Linked DNA regions of Homo sapiens: all the other regions are linked to region 3. Evidence: chromatin loops called from intact Hi-C (ENCODE). Cell type or tissue: PC-3. All regions are shown on one strand. Region 1 overlaps LOC107986121 (a long non-coding RNA gene). Region 2 overlaps FSTL1 (follistatin like 1). Region 3 has its middle 37 kb from the start of NDUFB4.

The links. Hi-C counts contacts between places; a loop is a spot of excess contacts. Peaks named below come from ENCODE experiments on the same cell type or tissue, not always from the same donor. Only the 100,000 strongest peaks of a DNase experiment are listed, where the experiment ranks them.
Region 1: it touches region 3 in a loop (9-fold over the local background); 23 of 110 quality-filtered maps call a loop at or near these places.
Region 2: it touches region 3 in a loop (6-fold over the local background); 33 of 110 quality-filtered maps call a loop at or near these places.

The regions. Positions count from the first base shown.
Region 1 is chr3:120,504,354-120,512,353 of GRCh38, reverse strand. LOC107986121 (a long non-coding RNA gene) reads right to left here. Exons shown (of 3, transcript XR_001740868.2): 3 at 1,002-1,356. Among named protein-coding and RNA genes, the nearest start is that of FSTL1, 57 kb to the right of the region's middle. In PC-3, CTCF peaks have their summits at 4,785 and 4,986 (motif pointing right); DNase peaks (open chromatin) are centred at 4,983 and 5,443; H3K4me3 peaks cover 849 bases; H3K27ac peaks cover 1,327 bases.
Region 2 is chr3:120,431,372-120,439,371 of GRCh38, reverse strand. The region is part of intron 2 of FSTL1 (follistatin like 1); the gene reads left to right. LOC124900546 (a long non-coding RNA gene) reads left to right here. Exons shown (of 2, transcript XR_007096030.1): 1 at 1-8,000. Among named protein-coding and RNA genes, the nearest start is that of FSTL1, 16 kb to the left of the region's middle. In PC-3, no CTCF peak of the experiment used is centred here; DNase peaks (open chromatin) are centred at 201 and 3,581; H3K4me3 peaks cover 929 bases; H3K27ac peaks cover 3,709 bases.
Region 3 is chr3:120,555,664-120,563,663 of GRCh38, reverse strand. No RefSeq gene overlaps it. Among named protein-coding and RNA genes, the nearest start is that of NDUFB4, 37 kb to the left of the region's middle. In PC-3, CTCF peaks have their summits at 2,056, 2,262 (motif pointing left) and 4,598 (motif pointing right); DNase peaks (open chromatin) are centred at 2,253, 2,543, 3,823, 4,623 and 1 weaker place; H3K4me3 peaks cover 3,236 bases; H3K27ac peaks cover 2,471 bases.

The DNA.
Region 1 (8,000 bases), 51 kb after region 3:
CAGTGAATCTGTATGGGTCTGAAGCAACCTCAATACTTGCCTCCTGAGAAGAAAGAATTCAACTGAGGGGCATAAGGCAGAAGGAGAGACTGAGGCAAGTCTTAGAGCAGGAGTAAAAGTTTATTTAAAAGCTTTACGGCCAGGCGAGGTGGCTCACACCTGTAATCCCAGCACTTTGGGAGGCCAAGGCAGGTGGATCACCTGAGGTCAGGAGTTCGAGACCAGCTTGGCCAACATCGTGAAAACCCTTCTCTACTAAAAATACAAAAATTAGCTGGGCTTGGTGGCACGTGCCTGTAATTCCAGCTACTCGGGAGGTAGAGACAGGAGAATTGCTTGAACCAAGCAGGCGGAGGTTGTGGTGAGCTGAGATCATGCCACTGCACTCCAGCTTGGGTGACAGAGTGAGACTCTGTCTCAAAAATAAAATAAAATAAAATAAAAAAGCTTTACAAAAGAAATGAAAGGAAAAAAGCACACTTGGAAGAGGGCCAAGTGGGCAATCTGCAACACAAGTGCACACTTGTTTTTCATGGTGCATGGTTTGACCTTTGAATTGGGGTTTTTACATGCTGGCATACTTTGGGGGTTTTGTGTTCCTTCTCCCTTAATTCTTCTCTTGGGGTGAGCTGTCCACATGTGCAATGGCCTGCTAGCACTTGGGAGAGGAACATGCACAATGTGTTTATTGGAATTGTACGCATGCTCACTTGGGGCATTCTTCCCTTACCAATCTAGCATTCCTAGAGGAAGGTTATATACCAGTTAAACTCCATCATGGCATGCTCGAGCTCACTCACCCAACTCCTGAGATCTTATTGGGAAGCTACTGATCACCAGTTTCAGGTTTTTTCTATCTATAGGGAGACTGCCTTTCCCTGGCACTGGCTGCAACCAATTATTATTTTAGAGATACAGTTAACAACCACCTGACCCTCATCTGATGGTCGCCTGAGCTTCCTAGTTGGGTTTGGCGGGGAGCCCTCTCCCGCTCTGCTCATGTCTTACTAGCTACCTACTATAGCATTTCCCCCCTCAAGAGTCCAAGACCCCAGTTATTTGGAGAAAATGGATGAAGGTGAGCCTTCTGTAATGGCTTCCTGCTGACAGAGGTTGGGGGGTTGTAGGTGGTTCTGTGAGTCTTGGCCTCTTGCTAGTTGTCAGAGCAGGAGGCTGTTTCCATGGATTGGGGAAACTGGTATCCAGCCAGGTCCAAGGGAGAGAGGGGCAGGATTTTGCCTCTGTTGTGTCTCACTGATGGGCAGTCTAGGGGGTCCCCCATAGAAGGGTAACTCTTGAATATTGAGAGGACACTATCCCTCACTGAGGTTCATCTGGAGCTCAATGGCCTAAAGGCTAGAGGAGACAAATCAGGTTATTAGAATTAGAGGAATGTTAAAACAAAATAATGGGGTGAGGACAGCCCCAAAAAAGAACCCTGAGGCTGCCTACACACCCAGGTAACTGGTGGCTATAGTCATGCCTACTAAGACTTGGGTACATGGGGTTGATAGCAGATTCCAATATGTGCTCAGAATTAGAATACTGATCCAGATTTTTACATTACCCATCCCTTTTGTTTCTTCTGAGCTGCAGCCAGAGATCACTGGCTGGTTCACAGGAATAAGCAGGATTACTCTAAAATGCAGGCAAAAACTTAAAAATAACTGATGAGACTAGCATCTATTAATAGAAAAATAACAGGTGTATCATAATTTTTGAAACACACTTTTTCTCTTTCCAGTCCTCATTTTTATAAAAAATCATGATAAAACTGATTTGTTTGCAAAATAAACTTTAGTTGTCTTATACTTGGCCTGATTATTTGCATAAAGCACAGCAAGAATAATTATTTGCCTAATAGGCTCCTGTTTAAATTGGCTTTGATGGAACTTCATTCCATAAGGAATCTCAGACAAGACTTTTTTTAAGGCTTAAACCCAGCCACAGTTTTATACCATCAAATACCTGAATGAGTTGGTAAATTCCTCTCCCTTGAGGTCCCAAGATAACCTGGGGCTCCTGAGCCTGTTAGAAAGTGGCATTCTTTACAGACCACAGGTTGGGAACCCTGTACAGGGACTGTGTAGACAAGGTATGAAGCCAGTTTTCACAAGGGGCTTTTATTGGCTATATAAGTCAAATTTGATTCCTTAAAGGAATGCATATCATTCCAGTCAAAGCCTTCGTAAAATAACCAGCTTCTCCAGTTGTGTTCTGTTGCAAAAGACAACAGATTCTTATTGTACTTATGCAAATAACTATACTGCCATAAGTTAAGAATACTCACAAGTAGTTTCCAAATTTTGAAGAAAGCAGGTAGAGAGAAACAAATATGCTCGAATTTTGTTTACAGGAGTACTCAATTATTAAAAGCTGTAAATAGCTCAAAAGAAAAGTTTTCTTGGTTTTGGAAAACAAAGGATTAGCAACATTTTAAGCAAAAAGTCATAAAAGGATTATTTCAATCTTCTATTAGTTTAGTCCATGCAGTTAACTTTTGTTCTGCTTGATATTCATGAACATTTTAGCTCTCCAATAAGAGTCCTGAAAGTTTTTTCTCTATTCTAATGTCTCAATCTTCAAAGTTATCAGAAGCCTGTATTTAGGAGCACCTGTTAGAGTTCTATAGCTGATTATAAAACCACCTTTTAAAGAGGGTTAAAACAAGACAACAATTATCTGTTAATGACAAAAAGTCTTAGGGTAGCCACAATCAAAGACACAATTGACAAAGAAATTTATTACCCCTGAGGCACAAAACAATTAAACATAATTATAATTATTCCTAATAATGTATACTATGTTACATTAGAATTATAGGAGTTTCACATAATTTTGGAACATGTACTGATAACACTTTAATCAAAAGCAGATTAATACTTTAATAAAACTATGTTGTGCTTTAATTCCAGTGTTTATGAATAAACTGAATAAAAGTCCTTTAATTTTGGGTAATTTTCACACATAGAATTTCTTTTATAGGATTAATTTTTCACAAACCTTCCACAACTTGCTCAAACCTTCAGCTTTATCCTATCTAACATAAAACAATCCTTTAACCCTCCAAACTAGGCAAAACTTACATTCCCATACCTTCTTACAATCTTTTAACAAAAGCACATTCTACTTTCCTTGCGTACCTTACATGTAAGACTGCTTTTCCAGTAGTCTCAAGAACATGTTACATGGCTAACTGTTCACAACTTTTACTTTTGCGAAAAACCTGATAAGTAAGCGATTCACTAGACAGAAGTGCATATAAGGTCTCTTTCCAGCATACCTGGGGGAATGGCTAACTCTGTAAGTCCCCAGGCCATGCCTAGCTTTAAAATAGTCAAGTTGTACAGTTAAAAGTCAAAGTGGCAGTCTATAAAGCATTTATTTAGTAGGTCTAAAAACCTTTAAAATTGCAGAACATTTCTTTCATAAATTCCCTTTCACAAATTTTTCACAATTTACACAGATCATCTATGACAGGCTTGGACTTTCTGACTTGTCCTAAATATCCCTCTTTTTAAAGAACCAGTCATTTTACTTTAGGACAATAATTTACCATGCAAGATCCTTTCTCATATGAAATCTCTTTTCTTTATCATCTTCCTTATGAAAAGTACCTCTTTACAACCTTTGAATTAGACAAAAGTCATATTCCTTCTGTTAGAAAGTTAAGATTTGTACTGAAAGTTGCTGTGCAAGTTCTGTGACGGGGAAGCAAATGAGGTTATTTACATACTATAGAAGTTATCTCCCCCTCAAGAAATTGCTCAGTTATATTTTTGCTAGGACTTGCCCAAATAATGGTGAGCTATTTCTAAACTCCTGAGGTAAGACCATCCAGGTTGAAGTTGCTGGTTAAAGATTTAGGTAGGTTTCCCAGGAGAAATATAGCTATTAGAGAGAAAAACAAATTCAGATTTCAGGTAAGTATTAAGCAGGCACCCATTTGAAAAGTATATTTTTGCCCAAAGGGATGTGAATCTCTTGGAGGGGGTGCCATTGGCCCCATTACCCAACAGGATTTGGAGGGGAGTTGCTTAGAGAAGGAGATTAGCACACAGTAGGCAGCTCTTGAAAGCAAAAGGGAAATTTATAATTTTACTTGCCGCCTCCATAGGTGACCTTGGCTTTGTCCTGTATGAGTGTTCTTAGGGCAACCTAGAGGGGGTTGGAGAACTCGTAAAGCAGCCAATAGTTGAGCCTGCTTCTTGTCCTACATGTCTCCTTTTTCTTAGCCCTGTCCTCCTTATTCTACTCTCACTTATAAAAGACTGAGGAGGCTAATCTGAGGACCTCCTGCACAGGGGAACTGGGTTCCAAGGCTGACTTTTGTAATTTCCTCCCAGTTTATTTTTAAGCCAAACAGTATTACAAAGGAAAACTGGTTTTTTTTTGTTTTGTTTTAACATTTGGTAGAATCAAACTTTTCCTAGTTTTGGGGGATGCATCCCAGGGGCATGTCCTGTGGTATGGGAATGTGATTACCCATCTGCAAAGAGAGAACAGGAGAGAAAAAAAGGAAAAAGAAAAAAGAAGGCATTCCCTCTACATTCCTATTATCCTGAATGGAGCATCCCCCATTGTCCTTTGGGTTCCGGAATTAACCAGCCTTACTGTGTACTCTTGGTCCCATCTCATCACAATTACCCACTTGAGAACAGAGGAGATACTGGAGTGAACAGTGGATCGCCTGTTCATCCTTGAGGTTCCAGAATAACTGATCTTACTGCATATCCCTAACCTTTCATCTCTGTTCTAATGATAATCTGTTAGCCTGGGAGCACCCTTCATCTCTGTCCTGTGGGTACTTTTGTCTCTTGCACCTGTAGCCTTGGGCTGGCCTATACCCTTATCTCCATGACTTTATAGTGACTCTTGCTTGGAGCATTCTAGCAATAAAAATGATGACCTTTTTTCTCAGATTCCCATTTCCCATGTTAAGCAGACAAAAGCCTGTTTTTCAGCTAACTGCCACAAGGGGGCTAGACTTCCCTCCCCACTCCTTTTGAATATGACCCCGAAGGTCCTAATTCATGTTGAGAAGAATGTGGAAGTAATTAGAGAAATGAAGTCTACGGGAAGAAGTGGGAGGAAGTGAGAGGAATACTCATGGAAAGCCTTCATATGCTTGCAAAAATAGCAGCCCTTGGATTCAAGAGGACAACGTTTATTTGCCCTGTTGACGTAAAGTAGTAACCTCCGGAGGACTTGGGGCTTGGGCTAATAACTGGCAGAGGAGGGCAAATTCTTCCTTTGCCCACGAATGGGGCAAAGGAAGAGGGGTGGCTTTTGAAGCAGTTTGTCTGCCTGCATGGGGCCTTACCCTGCCCTTTAAGCATCCCACCTATTTGCAAAAGCCACCAGGAAACCCAGCCCTGGGGTGTAACAGGAAGGAAAAGCATATAGTAAGTCATAAGGAGCTGGCAGAGCCGGAGTTCCAATTAGTGTTTGTCCCGGCAATGTGTCAGCAGACAGGGTTGAAAGGGTTGAAAGTCATCCAAGCTGGTAAGGTAAGAACAAGAACAAGTATAAATCTCAGGAGATATCCACAAGGAAGCCCATGTCTTTGCTGCCTCTCAAATGCATAAGAGCTGCGGGAGTGTGTGTTTAAGAGGTCACGTGGCATGCAAAGTAAGAGCAAAGAGACAGACTTGCCCCTGTGGCAGATGGTCCAGAGGGTGCACAAGTCCTTTTCAGAACATACACACAGAGAAAACAAGAGAATAGGCAGTGCAGGTTCTTGGGAAAGAGCCAATTTTAGTTGAAAAAGCAGAGGAAACCCCAGACATTGCACAGTTTTAGGCTTCAGCCCTACCATTCTGGTGAACCTCCTGTCCAGGAGGGCCATTCATGCCTCAGATCTACTCGGTGCAGATGCCACAGTCCTTCCCACCCCTGGAAGCCATCCATCAGAGTGAACTGAGAAATCAGCCAAGAGGAGCAGAGTCACTTATGGCTGAAGGACTTATTCTGGGGGTTGGTTAGCAAGCAGGAGAGAGAAAAGGAGAAGACCATGTACAAGGATTGAATGCCTCCAGCCAAAGAAGGTGTGGTAGAGGGGTCTCTTACCACTAGGGAACATATCTGAGTCATGCAGCATCAAAGTATGTTAGTGGCAGAAGTTATCCAAGTCCCACGGCACCAAAATATGTTACCAGTGGCCAGTATCCAAGTTACTGGGGCGAATCTGTATGAGTCTGCAGCAACCTCAATTCTTGCCTCCTCAGAAGAAAGAATTCAACTGAGGGACATAAGGCAGAAGGAGAGACTGAGGCAAGTTTTAGAGCAGGAGTAAAACTATATTAAAAGTTTTAGAGCAGAAACAAAAGGAAGAGAAATACACTTGAAGAGAGCCAAGTGGGTGACTTGCAAGACAAGTGGGTAATTTGACTTTGGGGTTTTATAAGTTGACATACTTCTGGGGTCTTTTATCCCTTTTCCCCGATTCTTCCCTTGGGATGGGCTGTCCACATGCGCAATGGCCTGCTAGCACCTGGGATGGGGACATGCGCCATGTGTTTACTGAAGTTGTATGCATGCTCACTTGGGGCATTCTTTCCTTACCAATCTTGCATTTCTAGAGGAAGGTCATATACCAGTTAAACTCCACCATTTTGCTTCTTAATGCTCATGCTCGAGCTCACTCACCCAGCTCCTGAAATCTTATTGGGAAGCTGCTGGTCACCAGTTTCAGGTTTTTTCTATCTATAGGGGGACTGCCTTTCCCTGGCACTGTCTGTGACCAATTATTATTTTAGAGAGACAGTTGACAACTGCCTGACCCTCACCTGTCACCTGACATTCCTGGTGTGTGTGTGTGGTGGAAGGGGGGGTGTAGTGGGGGGGGGGGGAACAAGGAGAAACCCTCTCCTGCTCTGCTCATGTCTGACTAGCTACCTACTGTAACACTTTTTCCTTACCATATATCTGTGGTTTGCTTGAGAACCAGCAGGAGAACTTTTTCTTTTTCTTTTAAGATATATTGAGCTGGGCATGGTAGCTCACATCTGTAATACCAGCACTTTGGGAGGCCAAGGTGGGCAGATCACTTGAGGACAGGAATTCGAGACCAGCTGGCCCACATGGCAAAATCCCGTCTGTACTAAAAATACAAAAATTAACCGGGTGTTGTGGCATGCACCTGTAATCCCAGCTACTCAGGAGGCTGAGGCAGGAGAATTGCTTGAACCCAGGAGGCGGAGGTTGCAGTGAGCCAAGGTCATGCCACTGCACTCCAGCCTGAGTGTCAGAGTGAGACTCTGTCTCAAGAAAAAAAAAAAAAAAATGAAAGATGTATATGCCATAGTCTCTCCTGGACTGAAATAGAGTCCCAAATTCATGCTTTTTTAGAGCTTTTTATATCGCATGCCCAGGACTGAAAATAACTTGGCTAGAGATATATAAAATAAATTCCAAAACTTTAAAATGATTTCTCCTACTATCATATTTTAAAATATTATCTTCTTCTAATTCAATTAATCAGTGATCTGCGTTTGAGAAGAAAACAAAAGGAAATATATTCCAGTACTTTAATTGAGGACAGGAGAAAATAAGATCTGAGCATTTGTCACAGTGAAGGTGAATATACTCCAGCATTCTGGCAGGGAACTGATAGTACATGCAAATGGGATTATTGAGAGAATTTAAAATAAACTATTTACCAGGTGTAGTGAAGGGTAAGGGAAAACCCAAGGGATGGGGTAAGTGTCCCAGGGTTTCCTAGTGGGAACCACCGGGCCTGAAGGGCAGGAGAGAGGAGGGGCAGCTGTAGGAGGGGGCCACCAAATAGGGGCTGTCAGGAGAGAAACAACCTGCAACCCAGCCAGGAGGAAACTAAATGCCCAAACCTCATCCTTCTGCCACCTTCCCAGCTCCTGCCAGCCCCTCCCACTGGCCAAACCCAGCTGGAGGCAGAGGGCAAGAAAGCTGGTTGATGCAGACCATGTAGTCAGCCTTCAGCCTTCAAGGGCATTGTGTAGAGTGGAGAAGGGTGGAGCAAG
Region 2 (8,000 bases), 120 kb after region 3:
GGGCTGTTGCACAAGTCAGTCTAGTTTGGGAACTGTGATTCCCCAGGAATTAAAACAAGTATTCCCAGCTTCCTTCTGATTGCTGGATTAGCAGAATTTCCTCAGCCTCCAGCTGAATTCCAGCCCCTGGGAAGAAATGTCTTAGAGTAAACCCCCAGCCTGGAGCCTGTCAGAGGTTGTGTCATGTGTTTGCATTAGCTGAGCAAAACCCGAGCAGGCTTTCCGGCCTTGCTCTCGCCTCCTCCCTGCACGCCTCTCCGCTGGGAGAGGCCAGTTAAAGTCTAGACACTGTCTGCTTGGCTCTGTGCCTTTTTAGCACAATCTGCATGGTTCTGTAGCTCTTACTTTGGTTGTCTGTCCTCACTCGTTTCCCCAGTTTTCTTAGTTAGGCTTAAACTGTCCCGGGGGACTGGCAACGAGTCGCACACATAGGAAACAGGTGAGTGAATTTATGAGACTGTCAGGATTCAGCTGCCTTGAAAGGTTCAGAGTGAAGATAGCAGCAGTGCTGACTGAAACTGTGGCTGAGTTTACAGACATCCCTGGTGTGAGCTGGCTTCAAACGAACCTCCATTTACTGGCCAGAGATGGGCTGGGATGAATAACTCAGGACAGACAGTGGCACCCCAGGTAATGAGCAGCCACCTGACTCCTCATCTGCCAAATATGGGGGTTAGAGTAGGTGGGCTCTAAAATGCAGCTTTGAAGTCCTATTCATATAAAAGGAGGCGGATATTCTAGGCTAGACTGTCAAAATATTCTACTTAATGGAATTGGGATATTTGATTAACTCTTATGGTGATTTACAGCCTAGTGAAGAACAGTTTGAAAGATAGGCTGGCTCAAGAATGAGAAAACAGAGTGAATAAAAACAGGAGGCATCTTGTGTCCTTTACTTTCTCTCGCCATGTAGTGAGTGGAATATAAACAGTACGGCATGTGGCACCTGAACAGTCTTCATGCCCAGGAATCCCAAATGCTGTTTACTCTACAGAAAGGAATCACTTGATTTTCCACTTCAGAAGCCAACCGCTCAACAACACTGGGGAAGAAATGAAGAATCCTGGGTCTCCTTGTAGTCGATCAAGAAATTTTGGGGGGAAAAAGGGAAGACAACCCCTAATTCAGAGTGTGCAGTTTGGGATTTATTGAACTTACTTGAAAAACAAAAGCAAACAAAACTTTTTCTCGCTTCTGTAAATGTTCACATTTTCTTTTAAAAATAATGATGCAGTATTGCAAATGGCTTACAGAAATAGTTGTCTGAAACTATTGCGTGGACCCTAATTTTGTTTTCTGGAATCCTTCTTATTACTTTCTCATCATGTTGCCTGGCCCATGATCAGGATCCAGGGGCTCCTGAACAAGTATTAATGAATTGCCTGCCCTGCTCCCCTGGCCCTGATCTCTGGTCAGATCAGGCTCTTACTACAGCCCATGGGCACTGGTCTTTGGCTTTGACCCAATGGTTAAATCAAGTGACTTGTTAGGGTGAACACAGTAAGGAAACAGAGGCCAATGCAGATGTTTTAGTCCTGCTGAAATGCTTGGTACCTTGCCTGTACTCCAGTTCCCGAATCTCACTAGAAAATCCCAATGTGCTAAATCGTGCTATTGATCCTGACTGGGGAGCCAGCCAGCTCAATATTGGAGGTGGCTTTTCTAGTAAGGGTACAGTACAGGTTAGAATTGAATTAAATTTTGCTGTGCCCCAGGGTAGACTATATGTGTGTGTGTGTGTGTGCATGGATATGTGTCTGTGTACATACAGAATACACAAGGAGACATGCACACACACACACAAATAGACACTGACTTAAATTTCACCACTAGGAGAACATGGCCATCTCCCTATAGCTCTAATAGTGAGACTTTTCTCACAAAAATTCCTGTGGAATTTGTTTTGTTTTAATTTAGTTTAGTGTTTGACTTATGTTATACTGCCCTGATTTCTTTCTAAGCCTAGGCACATAAACCAGTGCTTATTTTTATGGTGTGAAGTTTGCCTGTTAATGAATTTAATAAGTGCATGTCATTCATTCACTCATTCCCTACCATATTCCAAAAATAAGACATAGGTTTTCCCTCCCTAATCCCACAGCCAACATATCCTATTAGCTTCTGTAAGGGTTGGGCTAATTACATGTATTTTTAGCTATTGAGAGGGCCCAAGTTTGTAGTTTGTGGCATAACATTTGTGACAGAGAAAAAGAAAATGGACGGGACCTCAAAGATGGTCCGAGAAATTTCTGATCCCCTTCACACATATACCTGGCTCACCTAAACTGTAGTGTGAAATTGATACAGTGGAATTTCTATCAGAGAGGCTAAACACTATTGAAACAGAAATACAGATGCTCACCCTGAGCAAAGACTCAGACATACTGAGTTCCCTTTACTGTCAGGGTCCCTACCAGGAGGGCCCAGCATGGCTTCTTGGTGGCCCAGCCGAGCTCACAAAACTTGCTTTGGGATGGAGGCAGATGTATGCTTGCCAGTCATTCACAAATACTCGGAGCACGCAGCTTCGCTTCTCCCAGGGCACCACCATCCCTGGTTTTGCACTATGTGCTATAATTATGGTGCTACAGGGACAGGCTGAGTCCTATATCAGAAGCAGGAAATTCACCTGGCTTCTCCCTAGAGTCCCAGCAGTCTTTCAGGAATGTGTCTGTTTGTGCTTTGTTCCCCTTCCTCTAGTTTTCCCTCCTTGACATTTTCTATTTTCTTTCCTTTCTTATCCTATGTGGCCTTGGTCTTGCTGACAGCCACATGCAGAGATGCAGATTTTCTGGTTTAGCTATTTATTTTAAGGAGAAAGACATTCACTTTATGCATTAATTGGTGTCTGCCTCCTGTTCCACAGAAGGGTAATTTTCTGTGTGGCACCAAGGGCTTGATAGTGATCAAAGAAAACCCCAGTTCCCAGTAGGAACACACTTCAGGTGTGAGTCCATTTTGGGTTTCTCAATCTCCTTTCTTGGGAGATGAAACTAGAAGGGAGAATGGGACTGGGAAATGTTTTGAGTAGAGGCCAGACATTCAAGTCTTGGCTAAATGTTGGGTATAATAATTTCAGTACTCACTGCAGACTTATTTCTTAATAAAACTCCCCAAGCTACTTGTGGACCATGTTGTTTTAAAGGATAGTTACAAAGTTAACCGCTTCCTCTTACAGATACAATTGGAGAAGAGTCTTTGTGTTTTTTCATTTTCTACAAAGGAACATATATAAGCTAGATAATAAGAAACCATGTTGGGGTTGTTTTTGTTTATTACGTGTCCTATTTTAGATACTTTTTTTTTTTTACAAAAATAAACTGTGATAGGGATATGAAATCCTGTAAAAACAACCAGCGCTTGAGGATGACTACCCCACTATGTTGGTCATTTTACAGCTTAGGTAATTGCGTTTTTCCTCCAAATTCCCCATACACATTTGATCAAATAGAAGTCTCTTCATTTCCTGTTTAAGTTGCTCCATGGAATTGCTGTGTGGATTAGAGAGCAAGCTGGGTTCCTCCCCAGTGGCTGTGTTTCCGTTGGTTGATTGGGTTATTTTCCAGGTAATGCTATAATTATTTTGCCCAGTGTAAATGGCATTGTCGTGTAGTGACTGAAATTACTCATGTTACAGTGGCCTGGAATGTAAAGACTTCCTCATTCTCCAGTGATTTGTTGTTTGACTCTGACTCCAGGAAAAAGTCTTTTCTCTGCCTAGGCTGAAGTGTGTGCATGTATTTGGGGCTCAGATAGATAGCTGAGGCTCTAGACTGCCAGTCTGTGGGCTCAGATGTGACAGTAGCCATATTCAGAAAGTCATGACAGTCTCTGAGAAAGAGACAAAAGTTAGGAATTGTAAGCCTAAGAGTGTTCAAAGCATGTAATGAACTGTCCCCAAATGGTTCTTGTCCTAGAAGTGGGTAGAACAAATAAGGAGGAGGAAAATAGTGATGAGGAAGACTGGAAGAAGGGAGGTGGTGATGCACGTGGGAAACTCTGTTAATTTTAGTGGGTTAAGCAAATGCAGATGAGGCAATTGAGTGAAGAATTTCTGTTAAGTGCTTCATGAGAAAATACTGTGAGTGAACACTGCAGATGTATATGATCAGAAAAGATATATCACTGTTTTTTGTTTGTTTGTTTTTGTTTTGAGACAGAGTCTCGCTCTGTCGCCCAGACTGGAGTGTAGTGGCAGGATCTCGGCTCACTGCAACCTCTGCCTCCTGGATTAAAGCAATTCTCGTGCCTCAGCCTCCCAAGTAGCTGGGATTACAGGTGCCTGCAACCACGCCCGGCTAATTTTTGTATTTTTGGTAGAGATGGGGTTTCACCATGTTGGCCAGGCTGGTCTTGAACTCCTGACCTCATGTGAGCTCCCTGACTCAACCTCCCAATGTGCTGGGATTATAGGCATGAGCCACCGTGCCTGGCTGTTTTTTGTAAGTAAATGTATGCTCTGTAAGCACAACTCACAAATGATAATTAAAGCTGTAAATTAAAATGGCACCTGTACATAGTGTGTGGCAAGGGAGATGATGTCTACAAAGGTGCCTCCCACAAGGTAAGTACTCAATAAATAGTAGTTGCTATTGTTCTCCTTGTTGTTATGGCTTGAATTCCAAGGAACGGTAATAACACCATAGGGAGAGACATGAAGAGCCTAGACCCAAAGTGTGTAGTGAGTGAAGTCCATATATGTGCTGGGTTAAATGGTTTTTTAGTTAGAGGATGTTCCAGAGTTTTACAAAGTTCGTGTGCGTTTATGACTCTAGAAGGAAGTATAATAAGTAATGTTTCCCAAACATTTTACCACAGAACACCATTTCAAAAAAGGCCATAAATATTTCAAGGCTAGTGTTCCATGGACAGACTTCCCATGAACAGGATCTATTTATATGTGACCCCAGGTCTTAGTGGCCTTGCTGAACTCACCTCATAAACTAAGTTTCCTCAGGAAGGCAAGGGACTTGTCTGGACCCAGAGCCTGTCTCAGAGAAGATCCTCTTGGTAGTGACTCTAGAATGGACCATCAGCATGGCCATGTGCACACCTACCCAGAACTGGCTGGGCTTTTGGATATCAACTTATGTACCCAGGAATTTTCTCTTTTATTTTTCACTTTCTCTGTTCATACCCAGTCTATCAGCAAGTCCTGCCTTCTGTACTGTCAGAATGTATCACCTCTCCATTGACTGTCCTCTGTCCCCACCGCCACCACCCTAGCCAAGCTGCCATCATTGTGCCTGGACTATTGCAATAGCACCTAGCTGCTCTCCGCTTTCTCTCTCCTGCGACCTGGCTCTTTCTGTACAGGACAGCCTGAGTAATCTTTGTAAAACACATATCTGATCATGCCACTCCCTGAGCAAAACCCCCCAGTGACATCCATTGCATTAAGAATAAAATACAGACTTATCAGTACCTTTAAAACCCTACATGCTCTACCCCTTGCCAGCTTTTCCCAGCTTACCTCTTGCTGCTCTGGCTTTTGGACCCAGTGCTATGGCTACACTGGCCTTTTCTCTGTTCCAGGAATGTAACAAATTCCACCCTGCTTCAGAACCTTTGCACTTTTCTACTTTCGTCTGAATTGCTCTCATCCTTCAGGTCCCAGCTCAAGAAAGCATTCCCTGACCACTCAATCTAAGTGGTGCCCTCTCTCCCAGAGTTCTGTCATACATACTCTATTTTCCTCTAAACTTACTGATCACAGGCTGAAATGAACTTGTTATTTTTGTTTGTTTATTCACCTTCCTCCCTCTAGAGCATGTACTCCTTTAGAATAGGGCTTTGTCTCTCTCATTCTGCAATGGATCTCTAATACCTAGAACCAGTTGTGCTTAGTGTATAGTAGATGCTTAGTAAATATTTTTTGAATTAATCCACTAGCTAAATGGATTAATAAGGCCAAATGTCTCATATGTAATACGAAGAGGTGCCTACAATCTTTGTATCTTAATGATAGTCATCTCTGTGCCGTATTTTGCAAGAATGTTGTGCATCTGGGAAGATGGTTGACAGCACTTGCCCGTCAACAGTTTGCTTAATCTTGGACATGATAGTAGTGCTGGGCTTGCTTAATCAGACACCTGGATTCTAAGTCTCTCAGTCCCAGGTGAAGTTGGAAGTTAAGCAGAGGCTAGCTGAATAGTAAATATTTTTATTGTTTCCTTCCATGATCAGCAATTTTAATATAACTTGGCACCATTCCCAGAGGAAGCTAATGTCCCAAAGAATATGAAATAAAGCATTAAATTCTGTTGTTGGTAATTCTTTGCCCATAGTCACTAGTCACCTTTGTCTTTGGACCTCACCTTTTGCTGAAGCCTTTACTTTTTTGGATCCTTCCTGCTGTTACTCTTTCTCTCTGGTTTCATTTGAATGGCAACTGTGATGTTTCCAGTATGGATAAAACAAAGCAAAAGGCATTCAGTGTCACTGGATTTGCACATTAAGATCTCAGAGGCGAAGTCTCATTCTGGGGAACGTTCCACCGCTAACACAGTGGACAGCATTGAGTGAAGTCCCTGGGGGCCAACCACCTCCACTTACCTGTGGCCTTAACTCCTTAAGTCAGAGTTCCCGGACTTACCATAGCATACTACTTCATTTTTCAGTGGAGTTGGGAGTTCCTCAGGGTGACCCCAAACAGTTAAATATGTGGCATTTCTCCAGTGTTTACACAGTTAAAATGAAGGATACCAGAGCTGTGAGAACAATATTGTTACATGATACTTGGAAGTGTTTTTACCACAAATGATAATCTATCCATAGCAACTAAGCTAGTACATTTTTGTGTAGAGTTTCTAATGCAGTCCTTGGGGAAAAACAGAATGAACAAAAAAGGAGGTCTTTGTGCATTGTGTACAGCTTGAGGGTCTCGGAGGGTTTTAATTTCTGAAAAAATAGGGGGGAATTTGTTGCAGCGGAACGGAATACCTGGCAGTCCCTCATTGGTGGGCCTCCTGTCAGCCAAGGCCTGATTGGCCAGCATAAGTAGGTTTTACAGCTCCTTCCCCCCAGCTGTGACATCCCAACTGCTTCAAGGAAAGAATGCAAGGCAGGAATGTCTCAAGAAGAATAGAATGTGCATGTTTTCATTGACTTTAATCTCAAGGCACTGAAACTGTGTTTGTGTGTGTGTAATATTGAAAGCTGGCAGTAAGAGAGTGTAGCAGTCAAGCCAAGAAAATGTTTTAAAAAGGTTTTGAAAAGATATATCTATCTCATTGCCAAATTTGTCCATGGATTTGTATGCCCCCAAAAAAGCATATTTAGCTAAGAGAAGGCTCCAAATATGTACAGCTTAATTAGCCCTTTTGTCATTGTTTCTGAGCTGAGCCATAAAAAGTCTTACAGAGAGGAAGTACCAAACATTTTACCTTTCTTATAGAGGAGACCAGAAGGGTGAAATGACTTGTCCACAGGCATTGAAAACAGCCAGAATTCAGCCTAAGTGCCCATGACGCCTGCCTATTTTTGAAGGACTAGGTCCTCATTACTCAGTATCCTGGTCCCAGATGCAGCCTGACATGCTGCCTTGCCTGTATGTTCAGATAATCTCTATTGACTTCAGTTATACACCACTTGAAAAGTATTCCAAGTTAAAGAAGGTCGTCCTCTTTCTCCTCAAACCCTCCTCCTCCGATGCAGTGAGGTCAGAACTCAGAACTATTTTTATTTCCTTTTTTCTCTTTTTCTTTTTTTTTTAAGAGACAGGATCTTGCTATATTGCCCAGGCTGGTCTCAAACTCCTGGCCTCAAGGAATCGTCTCGCCTTGGCCTCCCAAAGTGCTGGGATAACAGGCGTGAGCCACCGCATCCAGCCATAACTGTTTAGAACTGTGCTGTTCAATGCCGATAGCTACTAGCTGCAGTGGCTATTGAGCACTTGAAACGTGGCTAGTCCAATTTAGATGTACTGTAAGTGTAAAAGACATACCAGATTCCAAAGACTTAGTATGAAAAAAGTCTAAAATATCTCCATATTATTGATT
Region 3 (8,000 bases):
CGGTCATTCAGGGTACTTCCCCTGCCCTTTGGAGTTGTGTGCTCATCTATTTCTTAATTTCTCCACCTTTTCCAAGTATTTACTAAGGGCTCTCATAGGCCCAACCTACGCAAGGTGCTGTGGTGGCTACTACAGAAGGAACAGAGCACAGGCTTCTTCTGGCCTCTTGGGTGTCACTGGTAATATACTTGGAACTCAAGTGTAACCGTGAAGTTCCCTGGTAGCTGAGCTGGTGACTTAACTATTATCACCTTCCTTGCCACCTCCTGAGAGCTTGGGAAGCCTTTCTTGTTACTGTGGTTTGAAGAGTGTGATTCTCCCTTATTTCCCTGTGCACCTTCTGTCACCATGACATCAGCTCAAATGTGGTCTTCTTGCCTTGAGTGAACCAGCACCCATATTACCAAGGCCAGCATGATCAGAGAGGTGTAAACTCTTTACAGGTGGGTCAGCTGGAGAAGATGCAAGGTCAGTACAGCTTTGTAGATAATTCTCTTTGCTTCCTACACTGAATTTGGCTGCCTCTGTCTTTAACCTGAACTAAACCTACTCTGTTCTCATCCAAAGTGTTTTTTTGGGAGGGGGTAGGGCTGGCTGTCCCAGAAGTCAAATGTTCTCTTTATATTCACCTTGTTTCCTGCTCTGAGTTTCCTTCTGTAGTGTCTGTTAATGCCTGTTTTGGTCCAAATCTTTTTTTTTTTTTTTTTTTTTTTGTTTTTTGAGACAGAGTCTTGCTCTGTCACCCAGGCTGGAGTGCAGTGGCACGATCTCGGCTCACTGCAAGCTCTGCCTCCTGGGTTCACGCCATTCTCCTGCCTCAGCCTCCCGAGTAGCTGGGATTACAGGCGCCCGCCACCACGCCCGGCTAATTTTTTGTATTTTTTAGTAGAGACGGGGTTTCACCATGTTAGCCAGGATGGTCTCTATCTCCTGACCTCGTGATCCACCCGCCTCGGCCTCCCAAAGTGCTGGGATTACAGGAGTGAGCCACCCCACCCGGCCTTTTTTTTTCAATAGAGATGGGGTCTCACTATGTTCTGGAACTCCTGGGCTCAAGTGATCCTCCCACCTCGATCTCCCAAAGCTGGGATGACAGGCATGGTCCACTGTGCCCAGCCCCAAATCTTTTCTTAATAACAGTTTTATTGAGATATAATTCACATACTTAAAATTTACCTTTTAAAAGTGTAGAATTCAGTGGCTTTCATTATGGTCACAGAGATGTGCAACCATCACCACTATCGAATTTCAGAACATTTTCATCATCCCCAAAAGAAATAACATGCTCATTGGTAGTCAGTCCCATCTCTCCCTTCCCCAGCCCCAATCAATCACTAATCTGGTTTTTTATTTGCCTATTTTATTTTTTATTTGCTTTTTATGAATTTGCCTATTCTAGACATTTCATGTAATTAGAGTAATACAATATGGCTCTTCAGTGACTGGCATCTTTCAATTAGCATGAAGTTTTCAAGGTTTATCTATGTTGTAATGTATCAATACTTCATTCATTTTTAAGACTGAATAATATTCCATTATATGGATGAACCACATGTTGTTTAGCCATTCATCAGTTAATGGACACTTGGGTTGTTTCCACTTTTTGGCTATGGTTAATAATGGTAGGAATATTTGTGTACAGGTTTTTGTGTGGACATGTGTTTTCAATTATCTTGGATATATACCTAGGAGTCAAGTTGCTATGCTGACCCATATCTTAACGAAACATTTCCAGTAATCTTCATTCCTATCTCTCTGTTTCCTCGGGAGCAGATTTCTCTATATTCATTAAACAAAGAGGAATGACCAACAGTAGGGGCTTTTTCACCAAGTGCATGACACAGCACCTGCTTTTCCAAGTCAGATACAAAGCTCGAACACTCCTACTCCAAACTATATGCGGCTGTGAGTAGCTGTGTCAGGCCCAGGACAGCGACAAGTCACTTCGGTGACTGCACATTAAATAGCAGTTTGTGGCACCCAGAGGGAGGTTTGTGCAAAACCAGCCCTTTCTGCCCAGATTTTAACCTTACAAACAAATAAATATGTATTACAAAGAGCTGGTTCCTTGAAATCTAGTCACTTGTAACCTATCAAGAATCTTGGACTATGATCTCTGGGGGTATGCATAGGCCCAAAGTGAGTATTTACACCATGGAATAAGCAGTTTACAACCTTGAACCATCAATTACATTTCCCCACTATCTGTTCTACAGTCTTCCGTTTATAACTGAAGTCTGCCCTCTGCTGGTCACAAGCAGCCCAGACCCACAACTCGGGGCCGCTGAGCAGGTCTCTTCTAAAATCATTCTCCAGGAGCATTTTAGCAATTGCTACAATTTATTCAGCTATAGAACACAAAGTAATGTCATCTTCTGCAGAGCGTTCCCTTTTTATTTTTTATCCTTTGATGTTTGTGGGTTTTTTTCCTTTTATTCAACAGAAGCAGAACTGGGCCCGTTTCAGTTATTTATGAGCCATCTTCATTCGTGATAAATAACCATAATATGTATTTATGCAGTGCCTGCCAAGGCCCCTCTGCTCCTATTGACTCATGAGTCACTAAAATACTTTTCTATGGTAGAAGTGGACAAGGGCTATTCAAGATAGGAGATAATACAACTTACGGGCTGTCAGATGTCTAGTAATTTTTCAGCAGTGCTTTGCAGATTGATGTTGAGTCAAGAAAGACCTAGAGCCTGACTCTCCTCAAACTCTATGAGATATCTCTTAGTCCTGTTAGAAATCTGCAAGGCATCAGACATTTGGATCCCCAAGCAGATATGCCAACATCCTCTTCCCCTTCCTTCCACAAAAGCACTCTGACCGGAAAAGCAGATCCAGGAGCAACAGGAAAGGTGAGTAGGGGAGGAAGCCAGAGCCCAGAGCTGGGGAACATCACTGACGGTGTGGGCAAAAAGCTGCACTCGTGAAAAGAGGAAAGAGGGCAAGCTGGGAGGGAAGGTGGACAAAAGAAAGAAACAATGGGCGGGGGCCCAGCAGGTAATGAAGATACTAAAGCATGTGACCCCATTTCCCTGAGGGTCACTCCTGCAAGGCAGTTAACTGTAACATCTGTTTAATTCTTCATTACAAAGGAAAGAGAATCCTTTCTGATGTTCTCACCCTGTGCCTCTGACCTTTAAGGTCTCACTCTGTTGCCCAGGCTGGAGTGCGGTGGCACGATCTCAGCTCACTGCAACCTCCGCCATCCAGGCTCAAGCAATCCTCCCACCTCAGCTTTCTGAGTAGCTGGGACCACAGACGCAAGTCGCCATGCCTGTCTAATTTTTGCTTTTTTTTTTTTTTTTTTTTTTTTTTGTGGAGATGGGGTTTTTGCATTTTGCCCAGGCTGGTCTCGAACTCCTGAACTTAAGCCATCTGCCCGCCTCGGCCTCCCACAGTGCTGGGATTACAGGAGTGAGCCACCACTCCCAGCCTGAAAGAACCTGATTTTTAGAGACATAATTTGGGTTTCTAATCTCTGAGGAGATGAGAGTTGCTTACTGTGAGCCCATATACTAGCCAGAGGTCTGGAAACCTGTCCCCATCCCTCAAGGTGATGCCTGTGTCCTGCCAGAATGGGGGGGGGGGGGGGCGTGCCTAAAGCCCCAGTTGCCCCCACTGCTGACCTCAGGGACGCTCCTTGAGGGTCCCACCACCCCTGTCAATCAGTTGGCTGCAGACTCCCGTGTCCTGTTCTTCCTGTTTCCCCCATGCTGCTCTTGCCTTCTCCCTTCCCTCCCACCCTGCCTCTGGACTCTCATTCTCTCCTCCCACATCCCCTCTCTAGCCTTTGTGACTCAAGTCTCAGTCACTTTAGGAAAGACAGGCTCACTGCCCTCTTTATAATCAACCTTCATCTGGTGTGAGGGGGAGGGAGAAGAGAGGGAGAAAGGAGGGAGGGAGAGGGAGAGAGAAACAGGAACCAGGTCTCCTGCGCTTCCTCCCAGAGATAAAGGCTATTCTTAGCAGTAACATAGGCTTGGCATTTGGGGAGACTTGTATTTCTCTCCCTCTCGCCCCAGGGGCTTTGCACATTGCAATTTCTCCTCTCCAAGCAGAGAAGAAAGAGAAGATGAATAGGGAGAGAGATAACGAAAGGAAAGAGGGAGGCGCGCCAGCTGGTGCCCTGAGAGGCTCTTCTGGGGATTTATTTTGGAAGGCTGCTCCGAAGGTCAGAACTGGGCGGGGAAGGGCTCTCACCCCGGCCCCAGAAGGGCAGTTTAATTCTAGCCTCCCTTTTGAGGCAAGAAGACGAAAAGCCAAATGAAATCCCTTTGGGCCTTTCCGCAGCACTTTGTATGTGGCACGTGTTTCATAAATGTTCAGCCAAGCCCCTGCGTGCACTCTCATTAGGCTGGGTCTCTCAGGACTGCCCTCACTGGGCCTTAGGACCTTGGCAGTCAGAGCATTCAAGCGCTGGCATTAGACAGTAGGCTTCAGTGAAGCCAGGAGCTTGGGAAAATACAAAAATAAATAAAAAATAAATAAAAATGTAAAAATGGGGTGTGCAAAGCTCGAGAAATTACGTAATTCGATTTCACCTTGGGCCCAGACGGTGAAGTTCTGCACAGTGGCCAGCAGGGGGCGCTCAGGCAGTGTGTCAGAACCCCAGCGCGCTGGTTGCCCGGAGCCCAACCAAGGGACAAACAAAACAATGCAGCTTTGCGGTTTCTGTTCGGTTTTCAGTTCGGGGAGGCTTAATCCAGGACCGCCTGATCTCTAACCTGGGGTAGCAACTAGCGTCTCGCAGGACACCGTCTTAATAGGCTTTCCTGAATCTCTTGACTAAATTGCTTCCTAGAACTCTGTGTTCCTCCGCACCTAGAAAACGGCTTTTCTCAGCATCTCCCTGTATCTTTCCCTATGTATCTTTTTGTCAGCCTGGTTTTTTTTCGTTATCTGTGTTTCTGGCGTGGTTCTTTCTTTTCTCTCTGTACTATCCTAGGCCTACTAGTAGATGTTAATGAAAAATATATGGAGCTGAACCCACCCACAGGCTGAGCTCTGAAATATTTCAAGATCTGGCAGAATATAACACTTTGAATAAAATTTAAAACATACTGCAAAAGTGGCTAACTCTGCCACATTTGGCTGTGCAGTCATGTCTTTCCTTTTCCCCGTCTCTGTTCTCGGAGTGGGCTGCCGTGCCACCCTACAGCTGCCTCTTCCCCTTGGCTGCCGCCGCTCTTGCCCACCTCCCCCAAACCCCTGACCTCCAATGGTCAGCTCCTCCCTGGCCAGCAGGACGGGTCTTCCAGGTCTTTTAGAGAAGATACCAACTCCAGAATGACCGTACCTCTGTTTACATGTTTTTGTTTCGTTTTGATTTTTGTTTTCTAATTGAGACCACCCCCCTCGTTTCCAGAACATACTGGAACTCTTAGGATTTGGGGTTGAGGGACTTCAGGTGAGAACTACAGAGACAGCCTCACGCTCTGCCTGGAACCTCTTGTCCTCCAAGATTCAGGTGCTCTGGTTGAGTCTGGTCCACTCTGCCACAGTATCTTTACTCACAGTGATTTTCTCTTGGGGACTTCATCACTGTCTTCCTCTCAAACTGACTTTTGCTTATAACACAGTTGGAAGAGAGAGTGAGAGAGACTGTGTGTGTGTGTGTGTGTGTGTGTGTGTGTGTGTACCCTTGGAAAATAGAGTTTAAATTTTATTTCTGGGGAATTGGGAATGTCACCAATCGTGGTGTTAAGGCACTAGAGCATGCCATGACAGTCAAAAGGCACCCCAGCAAATGATAGAAGGTGCTTCACCTGGAGCCCACAGAGGGCTCTGGGGCAGTGCTACTTATCAAGAGCCTATCTCAGTTCCAGCCCTAAATATTGCTACTATGGTGGTGGTGATGTACCCCCCTAATTTCTGCATTTCATGGTCCCTGTCTCCAAATCTATCTGGCTCTATTGGTTCAGATTCCTATCCCAATTCCTATTATGTTTCAGCTCCTAGTCCTGTGTGTCCCTGAGAGGAAGAGACTGATATCAGATCTGGTAGGACATGATACTCTTCAATCTTGTCACCATAACTTTCTCCTGGAGCCATGGAATGTAGCAGTGGTATGATCCGATCCCGCCTGTCCCTGTCCTGCCCAATACTTGATAGCTGTTCTTTCCTAGTTCCAGAACCTGATTGGACCAAGTTTAAGACCAAGGTAGGGAGTGGGAGGCAGATAGGCAATGCAATGCTATTCAACATTTAAGAATACTTCCCACTTACTTGTCCTTGTCAGGCCCTGGCCATACAGACAGGCTGTACAAGACATAGGCCCTGACCTCAGGGAGTAAATGTTTTTATTGAACTGACCCACTGTGTCTCTGAATGAGAACAAAAATGAAACTGCTGCAGAAAAACCCAGTGCTACAAAGTGCTAGCATCATCAGGAGGCAGGCTGCCTCTGCAGTGCAATCCATAATCTCTGTGACTTCCAGAACCAAAAAAAAAAAAAAAAAAAAAGTTAAATTACTTTCTAAAATTAAGCTTTGCATTACTTTGGAAACTAACAAAGCATTCCTTCCCACAGACACTGTTCCCAAATTAAGTATTTTGTGCTTATACAGCTGCTCAAATGTTGGTGCATTGAAGATGGAAAAATTTCTTAGGTAGGGAAGAGATGGGGTGCCTAGAAAGGAGAGGGGAGCTCTGTCGGGGGGAGAGCAGCTGTGGTCACTAGCAGAGATTATAGAATAGTTGGAAAAGATTATCAAGTAAATAAGTGTATAAAATGTTTCTAAAGTTATTAGGTCTAAATAAGTGTAGGTTAAGGGGGCCTGTTATGGTCAAGTATTTAAAAGCATCCTTTCAAGTGAAAACCTTGGTCAGTGGCTATTCCCCACCTGTAATCAATAGGAAATGGAATAAAAGTAAACTACCGAGGGGGCATCTTAAGGTCAATGTGAGGCCTATTGTTCAAGATTTCACAGCGATTAAACCCTAGAATGGGTCACAGAGAATAGGTGGGCACTTTCCTCTAGAGGCATTTATTGAAAGAACAGAACTGTCTTGTTATCACATGCTGCAGGTAACATCCAGTGTAGAGACAGAGGCATGACTTGGATGAGCTAACTTCCCAGGTTCTCTTCTATTAAATAGATTGGAAAGTCAAAGAACTCATACAGCATTAGAGGCCCCCCATAGCAGCTAGAGAGAAATGGACAGGTGAAAGGCCCATGGTCCTCACTTGTCCGCCTCCCACCGACAACATGCCAGGGCCTGCCATTGAGCTGCCTGTTTCATTTTGTAAGCTTGTGCCTAGATGTTTGCCTTGCAAACATGTGAGCTGTCTTGGCAAACGGTTTTGTAGAAAGCCCTCACTCACAAGAATTCCATCTGCAATATTTGGACTGGCTTCTAGGACTCCCTTTTCCGCACAAGCTGTTCCCTCCTTATCTCTGGGTCTCTTCCAGAAGGTCATCAATGTTCTGCTGTACAAGGGTCATCTGCTTGCCACACTATTCCCCAGCTCCTGGAACACAGCACTGTTTTCCATGGTGGCAGCAGCAGGAATATCTTCCTCCTCAGCATGATTTTCCAGGCCCAAGATAAGCTCACAAGCACCAAAAGACACAAGGCCATGGCCTCATGGACCTCACACCCAGTAGCCTGATCTGAGTTTAAAAAGGCAGACCTGCTGTCTTAGCTGGGGGAGTAGAGGAGAGTTAGTGGGAGGGGCTACTATGGGTTTAAGTTGACAGAGAGAGGTGGTGCAGGAGCAGAGAGCAGCCAGGAGCACCTGAGGAAGGCTGCGAAGGTCATCTGGGTGGGGGCGGGTTCCAGGGGAGGAGCACTTTCTGGCAGGGTGAGGTGGGGGCGGTCCTGGAGAATGTACCCATAAGGCCAAGTCCAAGGCCTGGGTGGGGTCTCTGACACTTGTAGACACTTGGCACCAAGCCTCAGTGTAATCTTGCTTCATCTCCCTGGATTTCTACCATCATTAATGACTGTGACTTCAGTCAGGGACTACAGAAAGGGAACACTCAGTGATAATC